Linked DNA regions of Mus musculus: region 1 is linked to region 2. A link is a loop called in an ENCODE intact Hi-C map of the cell type or tissue named here. Cell type or tissue: left cerebral cortex. All regions are shown on one strand.

Region 1 (8,000 bases), 200 kb after region 2:
GTGGCTTACAACCATCTGTAATGAAATCTGATGCTCTCTTCTGGGGTGTCTGAGGACAACTACAGTGTACTTACATATACATTTTTTAATAAATAAATTTTTTAAAAAATTATCTAAAATGGAACTATTAAAAATTGTATAAGGCTGGAGCGATGGCTCAGTGGTTAAGAACACTTACTGCTCTTCCAGGGGACTTGAGTTAGGTTCCCAGCACCTAATAGCACCCAGCTCCAGACACACACACACACACACACACACATACACGATTTAAATAATAAAGGTAAGTCCTTTCTTAATTGTATAGGGTTGGAGATGTAGCTCGGTTGGTAAAGTTTTGTTTCTCTACCTTGAATGAAACAAGGAGCGCTGGGCTCGCCCTCCAGCGCTGCGTAACAGCTTGAGTTATGGAGCAGCAAGGGAGCTCCAAGCAGGAGGACCAGGAAGGAGTCCAAGGTCATCCATCCTCAGATACCGGGGAAAGCCAGTCTGGACAACGTGAGACTCTGCTTCCAAAACAGAAAAAAAAAAAAAAAAGATGTCTGTTGGTTTCCCAGACGGGTTTTTCTCTGTGTTGCCTTAGCTGTATTGGAGCTCACTCCGTGGACCAGGCTGGCCTCAGACTCACAGAGATCCACCTGACACTGTCTGATCTGCTGTTGGTCGGATTCCTCAAGCTTGTTCTGCTTGTGGGGCCTGTCTGATTCCCAAGCTCGTCTCTGCTCAGGGAAGCTCCACCAAAGTGCACTGGATGAGGAAATGGGCCTTTCAGCTCTAGGTGTGGAAGCTTTTTAGCCTCTGGTTAGAGAGGCCAGCCCTTAATCCAACCTAACATGCTTTTGTCCTGGAATCCTTTTCCAGCCGCAAGGAGCCCCAGTTGCTAAAGCCTGGCAGGACCTGGGAAAAGGAAGTCAGTCTGCTAAGGACTCCCAGGAACCCCTGCTTCCCCTGTTGGAAATTTCCCTGTGGGAATTGAACCCAGAGCCGTACAAGTAGTACATACGGGCCCTAAGACTCAGCTGTATCTCTGCATTTGTTTGTATTTTGTTGCACTGTGTTTTGTTTTAAGGCAAGGTCTTACTATGTTACCCAGGCAGGCCTTGATGTTGAAATCCTTCCGCCTTAATCTCTGGAGTAGCTGAGATTAGATGTTTGCACCAGGCCTGGTGAGGCATAAACTTTTAAAGTAATAATAATTACTATTACAAATGTGTGTGTCAGTGGTTGTGCATGTGGAGGTCAGAAGTCAACTTTGTGAGTTGGTTCTCCCCTCCCCCCTCTTCGTGAGTTCTGGGAATGAACCCGGTCACCAGGTAAAAGCACTTTTACCTGCTGAGCCATCTCACTTGCCCAGGTCGCCTGCCCGCGCCCCCCCACCCCCGTCCCTCCTGACAGGAGGCCCCATGGCACCTTTTCAAGAAGAGTTAGATCTTTTATTATGAGCACTCACATAACGAGCTGGCTGTCATAGCCTGTGCCTACAATTCAAGAGTGGGCAGGAGAGGCAGGTGGATCTCTGATGTTCTCTGGTTAGCCTGCCTGTCAGGTGATGAGCTCCAATCTCAGTGAGAGACTCCATCTTTAAACAGAAAGTGGAAACCAAAAATTAAAGAGAAAAAGGAAGATGAGGAGCCGGAGGGATGGCTCAGTGCTTAAGAGCACTGGCTGCTCTGCCAGAGGACCTGGGTTCTATTCCCAGCACCCACATGGCAGCTCACAACTGTCTGCAACTCCAGTCCTGGGAATCCAATGCCTTCTTCTGGCCTCCTGGGGCACCAGACAAACAAATGGTACACATAACGTATACACTGGCGAAACACTCAAACACATTAAAAAATAGCATGGAACTAAGTCTGTAAAAGATGCAAACAAAACCAGGGGAGAAAGGAAGTAAGCAAAAATAGCTGGGTGTGGTGGTACAAGCTTTTAACCCCAGCACTCGGGAGGCAGAAGCAGGTGGATCTCTTGAGGTTGAGGCCAGACTCATCTACAGAGTAAGGACAGCCAGGGCTACATGGAGAAACTGTCTCAAAAACTGAACCAACCAACAAAACAAACAAAACAGTAAACCAAAAACCAACCAAACAATAACGACAACAAGACGAATCCGTTGTTGTGAATATGCTTGTGTGCTTGTCTTTGGCTGTTACACGCATGCTGGCCACAATCCAAAAGGACAAGTTTTCTCCACACGTGCCACATGCAGACATTCATCATTAATGGACACCGGAGGGAATGAGAGTGTATTTTTTTTTTTCTCCCAAGACAGGGTTTCTCTGTGTAGCACAGGCTGTCCTGGAACTCACTCTGTAGACCAGGCTGGCCTCGAACTCAGAAATCCGCCTGCCTCTGCCTCCCCAGTGCTGGGATTAAAGGCGTGCGCCACCACGCCTGGTTTGAGGGTGTGTTCTTGATAAGGGAAGGAACACAGAGTTAGCATCAGGCCCCAGATTTCTGGTCACCTCCCAGGCTTTGCTAACAGGAAGCCAAAGCAAAGCATTTACCTTCTGTGTTTCCTCAGCTGTAAACTGAAAATAATTAGTGCCTTCACTCCTTGATGTGTGGCGGAAAAGCCCTCTGCATACACGCCCAGAGCAGAAATGTGAGCTGTCATTAAAGTGGAAGCTTTTAATTATCAATGAAAGCTAAGGGGTTATTAGACTTATGTGGGCTTCCATTTCTAATTAAGAAACCAGATTAGATGTGGCTGTTCTGCTAACCAGGGCTGTACTGCCAGGCATCACGAGGGAATTCCCTTAGTCTTGGCTGGAAGATTCCTCTCAGGTTTGCTTGCTTGTTTGTTTGTTTTTGTTTTTTGTTTTTTGTTTTTTTGTTTTTGCCTTCAGTTGGCAAATATGGCAAGCTTCTTCTTCCCTCCAGCACCAGCCTGAGTTTGCCTAGTGTGGAAAAACCACCAGGCTGGGGTCTGTCTGGATGGACCAACTGCATCTCTCTGGAAAGTCCCATGGCAAAGTCGGTCCGTGTCTTCGTGCACATGTTAAGTCAGTGGTTCAGTATGGCCAATGAGAAGCTTTGGTGCCGTAATGAAAGAGCAAAGGTTATATGATATACTAAATCAAGAGCTTTAAAAAATAATTATTTGAAAGTATCATCAACATTTCCTGTATGTTGGTTCCCAAGAGAATTGTTACACAAGCAGGAGACAGCACCCTCTTCTGGCCAGTGTCACACTTGCATGGCTGTGACAAGGATTTCCAGCCCACTGGACTGGCTTTTCACTTTGGGAGGCCCATGCTTGGGGTTATAATCAATCTTGAATAAATCACTTTTTGTTTCCTTCTGCCCTTTCCACTTTAAATAAAAAAAAGTCAAACCTGTGGTGGATAATCTAACGAGTCAACTTGGATAAGCAACGGTCTCCAGTTTTTGATCAAACACATCTATCCATTGCTGTGAAGATATTTTAATTAATTAGTTAATTAATTGACTTCCGTTCACTTTCATACACTATTAGACTATTATAAAATAAAATGATCTATTTTCTTATTTTTAAAGAAGAATTTCAACTGTAACTACACACTTTAAGTTGAATTGAAACAGAAAAGCATTTATTAAGATGTTTTTATTGATGCTTATTGCTGTTTGACACAGGGTCCCAAGTAGGCGACGATGATGGTGAACTCCTGATTCTCAAACCTCCTTCTCCCCAGTGGGGAAATGCAAGCATGCCCCACCATGCTCAACCACGGGGCTTTATGTTAGTTTGTTTTGTGTGTGTTAATGTCCATTGTGTGTGTGTGTAGGGGGGGTCGGGGGCAGCAAGAAACATCACTGAGGGACCAATGCCTCTGACACTGCACAATCTGCCCAGTGCCTACCTCCTTACACTGTGGCTGTTGTGCACAAAAGAAAAGCTAGAGAGGGAGGATGCTAAAGGCTGTGAAGACCAGGAAACATGGGCCACAGCTATGGTCTTCAAGGTTGTCTGCTAAAGCCGTCCTCCAAAGCCCCAGGCCAAGCCCCCAAAGGTCCCTTCGAAGAAAGGAAGGAAGCTGTCCCCAGAGGGCAAAGCTGATGCTGACAAGGGAGGGAGAGACCCTGCCCAGCACACAGATGCCAACAGAGCAGGCACAGAGGACTGAAGGTGCTGCAGACGACAAGTGAAATGTGTGCCTTTTGAATAAGTACATAATTCTGGTACCTATACAGTTTGATTTTTTTCTTCAAATTCAAGTGTTATATAAATGTTGGGTTTCATGGAAGGAGTTACACAGACAAAGTTCAGAGCTGAGACGGAGGAAAGGACCATCCAGAGTCTGCCCTACCCAGGGATCCATCCCATAAACAACCACCAAACCCAGACACTATTGCAAATGCCAGCAAGATTTCGCTGACAGGACCCTGACATAGCTCTCTCTTGTGAGGCTATGCCAGTGCCTGGCAAATACAGAAGTGGATGCTCACAGTCATCTATTGGATGGAACACAGAGCCCCCAATGAGGGAGCTAGAGAAAGTACCCAAAGATCCAAAGGGGTCTGCAACCCTATAGGAGGAACAACAATATGAACTAGCCAGTACCCCCGCCCCCAGAGCTGTGTCTCTAGTTGCATATGTAGCGGAGGATGGCCTAGTTGGCCATCAATGCGAGGAGAGGTCCTTGGTCTTGTGAAGATTATATGCCCCAGTACACAGGAATGCCAGGGCCAGGAAGCAGGAATGGGTGGGTAGAGGAGCAGGGCAGGGGGATGGTATAGGGGACTTTCAGAGAAGAAACTAGGAAAGGGGATAGCATTTGAAATGTAAATGAAGAAAATATCTAATAAAAAATAAATGTTGGGTCTCATTCTATTTTTTCCATAAGCTATGCTATGTTGTCAGCATGCAGGGCACTTTCTTTTTCAAACCTATCTGTCTGTCTGTCTATCTATCTATCTATCTATCTATCTATCTATCTATAGTAGCTTTAGCTCTGGTTGTCCTGGAATTTTCTATGGAGACCAGGCTGTCCTCAAACTCACAGGAATCCACCTGCCTCTGCCTCCAGAGTTCTGAGATTAAAGGCTTGCACCACCAAGCCAGCCAACTTTCTCTGTTCTTTAGTGGAGGGGGAGCAGGTGCCACTCACACAGTGTTTCCCAAGCTGGGCTGGGCGGTTGTGGGGGAGATGTCTTCCCTTGCTAGTTTTGAGATCTTCTTGGCTCCCAGGAAGAATTCCCCCATGACACACAGAGCCACTGCTGCCCAAACATTTTGTGGTGTGGGAACACTCAGATTAATTTGTGTCTTGTCCTCAACTCCCCTAAAGCCTGTTGGACTTGTGGTACTTTGAATAAGAATGGCCTCCATAGGTTCATATATTTAAATGCCTAGTCATTAAAAAGTGGCACAATTGAAGAAGGATTAGGAGTGTGGCTTGTTACAGGAAGTGTGGTGGGCTTTGAGGTTTTGAAAGCCTGCGGCAGGCCCAGTCTCTCTCTCTCTCTCTCTCTCTCTCTCTCTCTCTCTCTTCTGATTAAGATTAGATTAAGATTAGTTTTCAACTACTTCTCCACCACTACACTTGCCTGCCACCATGCTCCCCGCCATGATGATAACAGACTAACCTCTGAAACTGTAAGCCAGCCCCCAATTAAATGCCGTCTGTTATAAGGGTTGCCTTGGCCATAGTGTCTCTTCACAACAACAGAATAGTAACTGAGACGAACCTGACTTTCTAAATTTGGTTTTGCCAAGGTGCTGGGGGTGGGTGGGAAGGGGACCTGATCTTCAAAATGACATCACTGAGATGGCATCAGAAGAGCAGTGGTTCCCTTTCTAAATGACAATGGACCTTCAGAAGGATAAGCTCTGCTATTTGCATTTCATTTCCTGAAAGTCAGGGTAGGCTTGTAAAACATTGCTAAACAGCATGCTTAAAGTGACTCGTCAACCCTCACTCTAAGCCTGCCTTGTTCAGATCACCAAATAAGGACCTCAGGCTTCTGTAGTGGTCTCCTCATCTTGGTGGTCTACTGTTAGGAACTGGTTCTAGTGCTTTCTCTTAATTCGGCTCCCAAAAGCTTCCAGATGCTGAGGGACCCTGCCCCCAGCTGGCTTTGATTAGTAATAAAGAATTGCAATCCAGCCATTGTCCAATGGCTGGACAGGGAGATGGAGGCAGGACTTCTGGATTGCATGGGCAAGGGAACGAGGGGAAGAGAGAGAGGAGAATCGCCATGAGGCAGAGAGATCAGGTTTAAGAGCTGCAGGAGAGAAATTGTACGCCAATATAGGTGGAAAGGGAAAGTGGCCCTATGGGGGCTGCCCAGAAGGTAACAGAGCAGCAACAATAAAATATAGGTTTAGAAGGTGTTAAGCCAGGAATACGGGGTTTGGGGGGCAGGGGGCAGGGAGGATGGGGTGGTGTGTGTGCTAGCCACAGGGAGGTTTGTAGTACCCAGCCATTGAGCTAAGAAGGGATATCAAAATTAAGTTGGTGTGTGTGTGTGTGTCTTTCATTCAAAAATCCAGAGCTCCTGAGTGGGTGCAGAGGAGATTTGTGGGTGCCGAAGCAGATTAACTCTTCATAGCAACAGTTACACAAGAAGGCCAGTTGAAGCTCTATGTTGTTGATGACCACTGCCTAAGTCTTAGTTGAAATGCCAACCAAGCATGATTATTCTTTAGTAAAGTTGAGTAGAATTTGAAACTTTTAAATCAGTAAACCCTGAGTCCAGCAGATTGCCTTCCATAACGAAGGTGGGCCTCATTCAATCAGTCGAAGACCTTAGGTCCCAAGACTGAGGCTTCCTGAAGCAGGATTCTTAAAGTTACTATTGCTGTGGTGAGACACTGTGACCAAAGCAAGCTGTGCAGGGAAGGGTTTATTCAGCTCATGCGTCCACATCAAAGAAAGTCAGGACAGGAGCTCAAGCCCAGAGCAGGATTACAGGTGGCTGTGAGCCATGGGACATGTGGGCTGGCCCTCTGTAAGAAGAGATAGTACTCTTATTCACGAGCTAACTCTCCAACACCCCCGCGCCGTGTGTGTGTGTGTGTGTGTGTGTGTGTGTGTGTGTGTGTGTGTGTGCGCACATGTCACTGCATTTAATTAGGGTTGCCTGCATAAACATGGGTTAGGGTTATATGCTTGAGCAGATCAATGTGCCTATGGTAACACAACTGAGGAATATGACTTCCATTCCAAGTTGAATAAATCCTTGCTAAAATTTACTATAGCATTGCTTATTGTCTTAGTTAGGGCTTTCATTGCTGTGAAGACACACCATGACCAAAGCAAGTCTTATAAAGGACAATATTTGAAGGTCTGGCTTACAGTTTTAGAGGTTCAGTCCATTACCATCATGGTAGAAAGCATGGCAGCATCCAGGCTCATATGGGGCTGGAGGAACCTAAAGTTCTATATCTTGATCCAAAGGCAGCCAGGAGAAGACTCTCTTCCAGGCAGCTAGGAGGAGGGTTTCAAAGCTCACCCCCAAAATGACACACTTCCTTCAACAAGGCCACACCTCCTAACATTGCCATTCCCTGGGCCAAGCATCTTCAAACCATCACAGTTTTTGAGCTTGTGGCAAGTCACCCAGAAATACTTCTTTCAGTGTTCTACAGAAACAGGTGTGGAACGTCTTTGCCCAAGGAAATCTATCACTGTCTAAGGCTGTTCTGCAGATTGCTCGCATAGGCGTACTCTGCGGTACGCCCAGCATGCTATCTGAAAGCTGGACCTCTCACTATAAGGCCAGGTGTACATCATGAGCTCCTGATGTTTTCTGAAACAAACCTGACAAAATACTTTAACCATCATCAGTCACTAACAAAAGCCACCCAATGGCTGCACTGTCAGCGCTTGGCCAAGGCCTTACTGATGGATCCCTAAGCTTCGTGCAAGGTCTAAGCAGGCAAACCTGCTCTTAACTCTTTTCTCACAGTCTGTGTTTTCTAAGATGCCTGTAATTAACTTTATGGTCATAACTGAGGCTACTGATATAAAAACATCCAGAGTTAGTGATTTTCTTCTTTTTAAAATGAAATGTGTGTGTGT
Region 2 (8,000 bases):
TGCCCCTGCCTCATCCCATCTACTTCTTCCATTCCCTCTCAGGCCTCTGAACCCTCAGTCCCATTACCATATTCAGCCTTAGTTTTGTCACACAGACCTTGTGACCTTGGACTCACCTGGGGACTTCCACTTCCAGGGTAAGCTTTGTGCTTTGTCCTCCACAGAGAAGAGTCCTTAGAGTTAGAGGCTAGCCTGGTCTACAGAGTGAGTTCCAGGACAGCCAGGGATACTAGTGAGGCCTTGTCTCAAAAAAAAACAACCCTACCCCCCAGGTGTTTGAAGGTGTGGCTCTGCAGGGGCCGGAAAAGGGGCCCAGGTGATGGATGGGCTGAAGGTGGGTATTCTGTTCTTTCCCTGGGCTTGGCAAATACTGGCGATGGTATATCCCTATGTCCACATCTTATATTGAACACATGCATTTGCTCATTTTCATAGTATGGTCAATTGCTCTTCAGTCTGCTTAGCAGATTCAAAGCCGCCAGAGCCAAGACTGCGGGCCATGGAAATGGTCATGCCACGTGTCCCAGTTTGGACAGTGGACAGCCAGCCTCCCATCTCTGCTTGGGATGGTAAATAAGGCCAAAGTGGAGCCAAGGGCTACACTCCCTGCAGCATTCATGCCTCTGAGGATGGGCAGAGTATAGGCCAGCAGCTTGGTACCAGAATAAGGAAGCCTGGGTGGGCAGCTAGACACAGCTGTGCAGACAGGTCATGTGTGCCACAATAGAACTCCCCCCTCTCTTTTTAAATTGTATCTGGCCACTCTTTTTAAAAAAAAAAAAAAAAGAACACCAACTTTTCATACTCCATAATGGAGACCAGTATCAGATCATAAGATTCAATGCTTGTGGTTCAGTGTGGGCAGAAGGGAAAGGAGGAAGGTCATTTAAAGAGCATAACAGATTATATACCTCTGCTGCTAAGAGATGGACTCTGCTCTTCCCAGTGTCTACATACTGCTCACCACCCCGCCTCAGCAGCTAGCCTTCCCTGGCCAGCATGCAGCATGCTGTGCACTAATAGCTGTCTTCTACCAAGTGGTAGGCACCACATTTTCAAGAGTAATTTTGAGCATATGCCACTTTCCTCAGTGATCACTTGAGACCCTAGTTCCCACACGCTTAGCATTTCAGAAAGAAAACATTCAGGGGCCTACTTTTTTATTTGTAAACCCAACCTAAAAAATAGTTTGAGCTGGGAGTTATGGCACATCCCTGTTAATATGTGCATTTGGAAGGAGGCAGTAGGTTGGAGAGATGGATGGTTCAGTGGTTAAGAGCACTGACTGCCCTTCCGAAGGTCCTGAGTTCAAATCCCAGCAACCACATGGTGGCTCAACCATCTGTAATGAGATCTGATGCCCTCTTCTGGGGGGTCTGAAGACAGCTACAGTGTACTTATGTATAATAAATAAACAAATATAGAAATCCTTTAAAAGGAAGGAGGCAGTATTTATTCCGAGTTCCATCATGAGAACCTATCTAAAAACTCCGGAGGAAGCAGGTATGCAAGCTCACTGACAAGGCTGATGTAGAATGACCTAAGGTCAACCTGAGCAAGTTGAGACCCATCTCTAAATTAGAACCCAACAAAGCAAGCTTTAAAAGCTCAGTGGTGAGCTGTCTGCTTAGCGTGACCCTGGGTTGGACTCCCAGTCCTAGGATAAGAAAAACCAAATCCTTGAGTACAGATGCCTTTGTAGAGTCTCCTACTAAGAGCCCTCAGGACAGACTGGGGGCTTGTGGGGGTGGGGGTGGGGGCAGTCGAATGACCCTTTCACCGGGTCGAGTAAGACACAAATTTACATTACAAACACAAAGTGTATTAAATCATCCCAGTGGTAGGAAGGTTAGGAACCACTTGCTTGAGAAGGTGGAAAAGGTTTCATGGCTTTTTGCTTTATATATATATATAATTTTTTTTTTTTTTTTTTTTTTTTTTGGTTTTTCGAGACAGGGTTTCTCTGTATAACCCTGGCTGTCCTGGAGCTCACTTTGTAGACCAGACTGGCCTCGAACTCAGAAATCCGCCTGCCTCTGCCTCTTAAGTGCTGGGAGCAAAGGCGTGCGCCACCACGCCCGGCGGCTTTTTGCTTTTTTTAAAGTAGTTAACAGAAATTGTTCTTATTAGAACAATTATTTGAGGGAGCATGTATGCTATAACCTACATGTAGAGATCAGAAGACAACTTTGTGGAGTTTATTTTCTGTTGGTCTTTCTGTGGATTCCAAGGATCAAACTTTGGTTGCTTGATTTGCAAGGCAAGCACCTTTACCAGAATAGCAGGTTGTCGGCCTCACTGGCTTTTAGTGGGCTTCCTCTATCCTACGAGGGATGCCGTTTCTGCTCCATTCCACTTCTCTTCCCACCTGATAACTAGTGGCTCTGTTCCCTACTCCTAACGAGGCCAGCGACCTAGAGTGGGAGACTGCTCCACTAAGGCTCTGCTTCAACAGCTAGGCACAAATGGACCTGAGGCACCCAAAGGTGCCTAACCACAATGTTTGCTCTTCCCACGAGGCTTTGCAAATCAGCGATGGCCATGAACTTCCATAAAGTTAGGAGTGATGTGCATGTCAGAAGGGATGGTGTACTTCCCACACGGCACTTCGCTAGTTCTGAGATTCTAACACTAGCCTATATGAACCCAGAGGAAAGGATAGCATCCCACTGTGTGTTCAACATATGGTTACAGGACCTGATGAGCAGTTGATAGCATTGATTCATTATTGGCACTATTCAGTGTGAAGAAGGGTCTAGTGTCAAATGACTTTATGGCACCTATGATGCAGTCTGTGGATAAAGAAAGACAAATAACCAGTCTGCCAAAGAAATAGCAGCAGTTGAGGGTGTGGCAAAGGGTTGGGAGTATTTCTGTACAAACTGTCCAGATGGCCTCAAAAGGCTAACAGGCGCTCAAAGTCCACACTGCAGAGATGACTAGACAGAGCCTAAGGGAAGCCCAGGGCCTGCTGCTGGGAGCCACTGGCAGCATGGTCCAGAACAAGCAGCTGTGTAGCCAGTAGTTCTCCTGTAAGAACTTCTCTATACAAGCCTGGTCTCCTGGGGTCTGCTATGTCCAGAGGCAAAGTGCTCTTCAGGTTTCTCATCCTTCATAGACAATTAGGGAATGAGCCAGAACTGTCCAAACCTGCCAACAGTCAACATGTTGAATTGATACTAGCAAGCCAGGTCTAGTGGTACATGCTTGTAATCCCAGCTACTCAGAAGGCTGAGGCAGGAGGGTCATAAATGTAAAGATGACCTTAGGCTACTTGAGACAACTTTTTAAAACAAAGTGAAAAGGGTTGGGGATTTGGCTTAACTATAGAGGGATTGCTGATTAAACATGGGATGTAATCATGTCATGGAGTGTATACTGTGAGGCACTGAAGGTAAGTGCTCAAACTAGCTACCCCGGGAGTCCAGGGAACCCCACACACAGATACAAAGGGGCACGTGGAGGAGCCTGGCCAACACAGCAGAGGGGTGGGACTGGTTCCCAGTGGATGTTGCAGTGGGGCCATCAGTGCATAGGGTGAGCAGACACATCGGCAAGCACGTTACATTTAGGGGTTTTGTTAAGAGGCTTTCACTATATGCCTCAAAGAGGCGACCCTGCTGGAATTACAAGTCATATACAATGCACATGCCCTTGGTTCCTTTCCAAGCTGGTAGCAAGAGTCCAACCATCATCTCAGGAATGGGATGGGGACCCAGTTCCCAGTTTCTATGAAGGATGGAGTTGCAATGAGTGGTGGGGTAAACACTGAGGTGGAGCAGCGCCTCCTGTGAGAGCAGAGTGGGTGTTTTCTTTGGCTGGGGTGGGGTTTGAACCTTTGGCAATGCAGGACGGGAACACCGTGGCATGACATGAGAGTGGGCCGGTCGCCTGGGGGCTTCTGGCATGGTTAGTGGTTAGCACTGGCTGCTCCTCCAGGGCTGGGGTTCAGTTTCCAGCACCTACAGGACAGCTAAGAACTGCCTGTAACTCTGACTTTAGGGGACATACTGCCCCTTTGGCCTCCACAGAACTGCATGCATGTGGTATACAGACATCCACACACACAAGCTCTTAAAACCAAAAACCAAAGGGTGGATTATTTCTACATCCAACACTAGGGGGCCACAGAGTCTCAAAAGCAGCATTACATTCTGGTAGTCTGAGTTCAGCGTGGGGGTGGGGTGGGGCGGGGTTGGGGGTGGGGGCTGGTGTCAAGCCTCTGTTGAGCACTGGGAAGCTTGTCCTGCCACAGTTAATGCAGGCCGTCTGTTTCTGAGGTAAGGCCAAGTGCACTGGGGGCATCCTATGCCCTGTTGTCAGCCCAGCTTCTCACACAGCTGCAGAGCACGTGATAACCAGGTCAGCAATGCTGACTCATGAAAACCCAGAGTTGTTTGTCTTGTGTACCCACGTGGGAGAGCCACAGGCAGCAAAGGTTGAACACACAGTGCATGAGGAACGTCACACCCTTGGTTGTCCTGTGTGTTATCGCCTTATCCCAGTTATGAGTCACAACAAACTTAGAGGACATTCAGATTGCCAGCTTGGCACAAGCCAACAGCAGATGTGTTGAAGATGAGCTGTTCTCAGCCTCTTGCGTTGTGTCAGACCAAGTTTGCGTCTCCAGGCTAGCATAGCATGGTCCACTTGTCAGGGTGGCCTCGCTGGCATGGGGTCACTGCAGTCTCAGCCTGCTCTCAGCCGTTACTGTGAAGGATAAAAGAAAAACCCAAACCAGAGATATGGCTCAGCAGTTAAGAGCCACAGACCCAAGTTTGGCATTCAACACTCATAACTGCTTGTAATTCCAGAAGTAGGGAATCTGACACCTTCTTCTGGCTTACAAGGACAAATGCACGCACTAGTATACAGACACACAATCTTAAAAATTCAAACTAGATTCCAGTTCGGAAGCCACTGGCCTCATGACCCTCTGCTTAACATAGGCCAAGCTGGCTCTACCTAAATACCATCCTCCACTCTGCTCCCTGCCGGTCCTGGCCAAATGTGTACCCTCCTCCAAGGCAACCACTGCCCTTCCCCATCAGTCGTCCACATTTGTCGTCCATCCTCCCTGCCAGCAACTTAGGCCGATAACAGGGTTTTTTTCTGTGTTTTTGGATTTTGTTTTCAAAGCTCCAGCTTTCTGTCTTCAAGCCTGAAGACTCCCAGTGGCTTCTAAGTGACTGGTGGACAGCTGTGGGAACTCTTTAATAGTACTTTATAGGGAATACAGCAGGCACTGCACAAAACTCAAAATGTTAAAAGCCGATAAGATTTTAAACTTACATTTAAGGAAAGATGATTTTGTAATATAAAAAGTTAACCTCCCTTCTTCTAAACCCTGTTTTGGGGTGCATTTGACATGTCTCCTCTTGTAGCCCAGGCATGCCTCAAACTCAGCAATTCTTTTGCCTTGTCCTCAGAGCTCTGGGATCACAGACATGAGTCACCACAAATGGCTTGAACACAAACAAGACTTTAACAGAAGGGCCCTAAGAAGGGAGCTGGAGAGGTGACTGCAGTTAAGAGCACTGCTGTTCTTCAGAGGACTCGGGCTTAATTCCCAGCAACCACATGAGGACTTACAAACCTGCTCAGACTCCCAGGGGAGCTGATGCCCTCTTCTGGCCTCTGTTGGTGCAGGTAACCATGTGATGCAGACATAAATGCAGGCAAAATACCCACACACATCAAAGGTTTGTTTTTGTTTGGTTTTTTGTTGTTGTTTTTCGAGACAGGGTTTCTCTGTGTAGCCCTGGCTGTCCTGGAACTCACTCTGTAGACCAGGCTGGCCTCGAACTCAGAAATCCGCCTGCCTCTGCCTCCCCAGTGCTGGGATTAAAGGCGTGCGCCACCACGCCCGCTCAAGTTGTTGTTTTTAATTACAACTTAATGCATAAGAACTTAATGCATAAGGATCTGGACCAGATGACGTAGGCAGGAATCTGGTCCAGTTCATAGCACGGCTCACAACTGCCTGCCACTTGACCACCACAGTGGTGGCTCTGCCACCTTAGTGTGCGCACACTCAAGAGCAAGCACACGCACGTGCACGAAATCCATCTTTGGGCTGTAATGGCTCAGCAGTAGAGAACTTGTTGCTCTGCACAACACACAGATCACTTCCCAGCACAGCTTCAGGGGGTCCAACACCCTTGGCTGGTCTCCTCCAACACTGCCTGAATTTACATGAACATTCATAAAGTTAGTAAAATCTTATTTTAAGACCAGACCTCATTTAAAACGTTTATTTTTTTATTGAAGTTTTTTTAAAAAATTTTTAACCAGACAAAAGGATGCACAACATTTTAATCTATTATATGATATTGTCTTATTCTGTGGTGATTATGTTTAGTCAGCTGTTCATAATATACAATACTGAATTTTAATCACGTTATTTACAGAGGGGCCAAAGCACTCATCTACAGGTAAAGGCGCTCGGGTTTAATGTGCACGTTCACAGCCCTGTGCAAGCACAACCATTATACACACTGTAAACAGCACAGGGCATGTCGGTCTGCAGTCACCACTCTCACGGGAACGAGCATACAGGCCTAGGGTAAGGTGCCTGGTTTTCTTTCTGAGGCATAATTCTCAACCGTGTGCTTCCCTCCTCACTCACTCCAAGTGCAGAGCCAGTGTTGGACCACCTCAGGATCCCCTTGTGGAGACTGCCTGGTGACCTCTGAATGTCCTTGATGGAGGAAAACAGGCAAGAGTTCTTCACAGCTGGATAGGTTTAATGTGAGGCACCACCATACAAAACCATGGAACTAAATTCTTGTACAGCTGAGAAACAGTTTAAAATGCCTGAGCAATGGCAGTCAGAGCTGAGCAGAGATCAGGAAGGGCCGGGGGAGCTCGCAGCCCTGGAGGTTGGCCCAAGTGTTTCACGGTCCTCTTGCCTCCCTGTCCCATGGACTTCAGTACTCCTCTTCCGTCTCACTCCCTCTCGTCTTCTTATGGATTGCCCGGTTAAAGCTATGGCAGGCAGGTAACCAGTGATTGTCATGAAGGCCTAACTTACAGCCAGGAAAGCCCTTCTGAGACTGGTGGCAGCACATCCAGTAGCCAGGCCCATATGGCAAAGCCTGGCAATAGGGTTTGGGGTGCCACCGGCACAGGGACACATCCCCTTTCACATACTTTTTCTTGCACTGCTTGCAAGGGTCTTCCCTATAGCGTGGGTCTCGAACCCACCGAGAATCTGCTGGCCTGATGTTGTAGTATTCAATGATGGACTTGAAGTAGCGACAGGTACATTTAAGAATGGCTAAACTCAGGGTAGGGAGTAACCTGAAGATTTTCACTATGATGTGGTGGGGCAGGCATGCCATGTACTGCTGAGGCTCCAGAAGCTGCTGGATCTTAAACCTGGTCTCCAGAAAGTCCTGTGACACCTGCTTCTTGCACGTGGCTGCCTCAAGCACCTGCGAGGTGCTCCCTCCCGGAGAGGCTGCTGGGAGGAGCGGCTCCACAGAGGCATCTTTCTCCTCACCTGCACTGCTGCCCTCAGCAGCATCTTGAGGCTGACTGGCCTCTGAGGCCTCTGGTGCTGGGTGTTCCCTCAGCTGGGGGTGCGCTTGCTGGTCCTGTCCAGATGACAGAAAGAAGAGCATCCCGGGAAGAGGCTCCTCAAGGGAGTCTAAAGCCGCCGGCCGGTCTTTCTCTACCGTGCACACAGTGATGCTGATGCACAGCGGGTCCTGCCTCTGCTCAGGACTGTGCTTTGTGACTGTTACAAGCTCTCTTCTTATGCGACGGACAGCATCTGTAGGCAATTCATCAAATTCCTCCACCATTTCTACGTCATCCCGGCTGCAGCTCTTCATAGCTGTTTGCTGACCCGGCTCTAGATCTGTGCTGTCCATGTGGAAGCTCACAGTGGCTGGCAATGAGGGACAGCTTTGAGAAGTGCCATCCCAGGCCTGCTCCCCTACAGAATGATGCTCAGTTACGGAGGGTTCTTCACCCACAGATACCGGCTGCAAGGG

What was found. A loop is a pair of places that touch in the nucleus more often than their neighbours do. Peaks named below come from ENCODE experiments on the same cell type or tissue, not always from the same donor. Only the 100,000 strongest peaks of a DNase experiment are listed, where the experiment ranks them.
Region 1: it touches region 2 in a loop (4-fold over the local background); 16 of 42 quality-filtered maps call a loop at or near these places.

What each region holds. Positions count from the first base shown.
Region 1 is chr14:47,330,168-47,338,167 of GRCm38, reverse strand. No RefSeq gene overlaps it. Among named protein-coding and RNA genes, the nearest start is that of Gm41147, 21 kb to the left of the region's middle. In left cerebral cortex, a CTCF peak has its summit at 3,177 (motif pointing left); a DNase peak (open chromatin) is centred at 3,174.
Region 2 is chr14:47,530,202-47,538,201 of GRCm38, reverse strand. It overlaps Fbxo34 (F-box protein 34), which reads right to left. Exons shown (of 3, transcript NM_001146086.1): 3 at 6,240-8,000. The coding sequence ends at 6,930. Among named protein-coding and RNA genes, the nearest start is that of Gm35166, 26 kb to the right of the region's middle. In left cerebral cortex, CTCF peaks have their summits at 4,104 and 5,634 (motif pointing left); DNase peaks (open chromatin) are centred at 4,144, 4,533, 4,958, 5,493 and 2 more places; H3K27ac peaks cover 1,555 bases.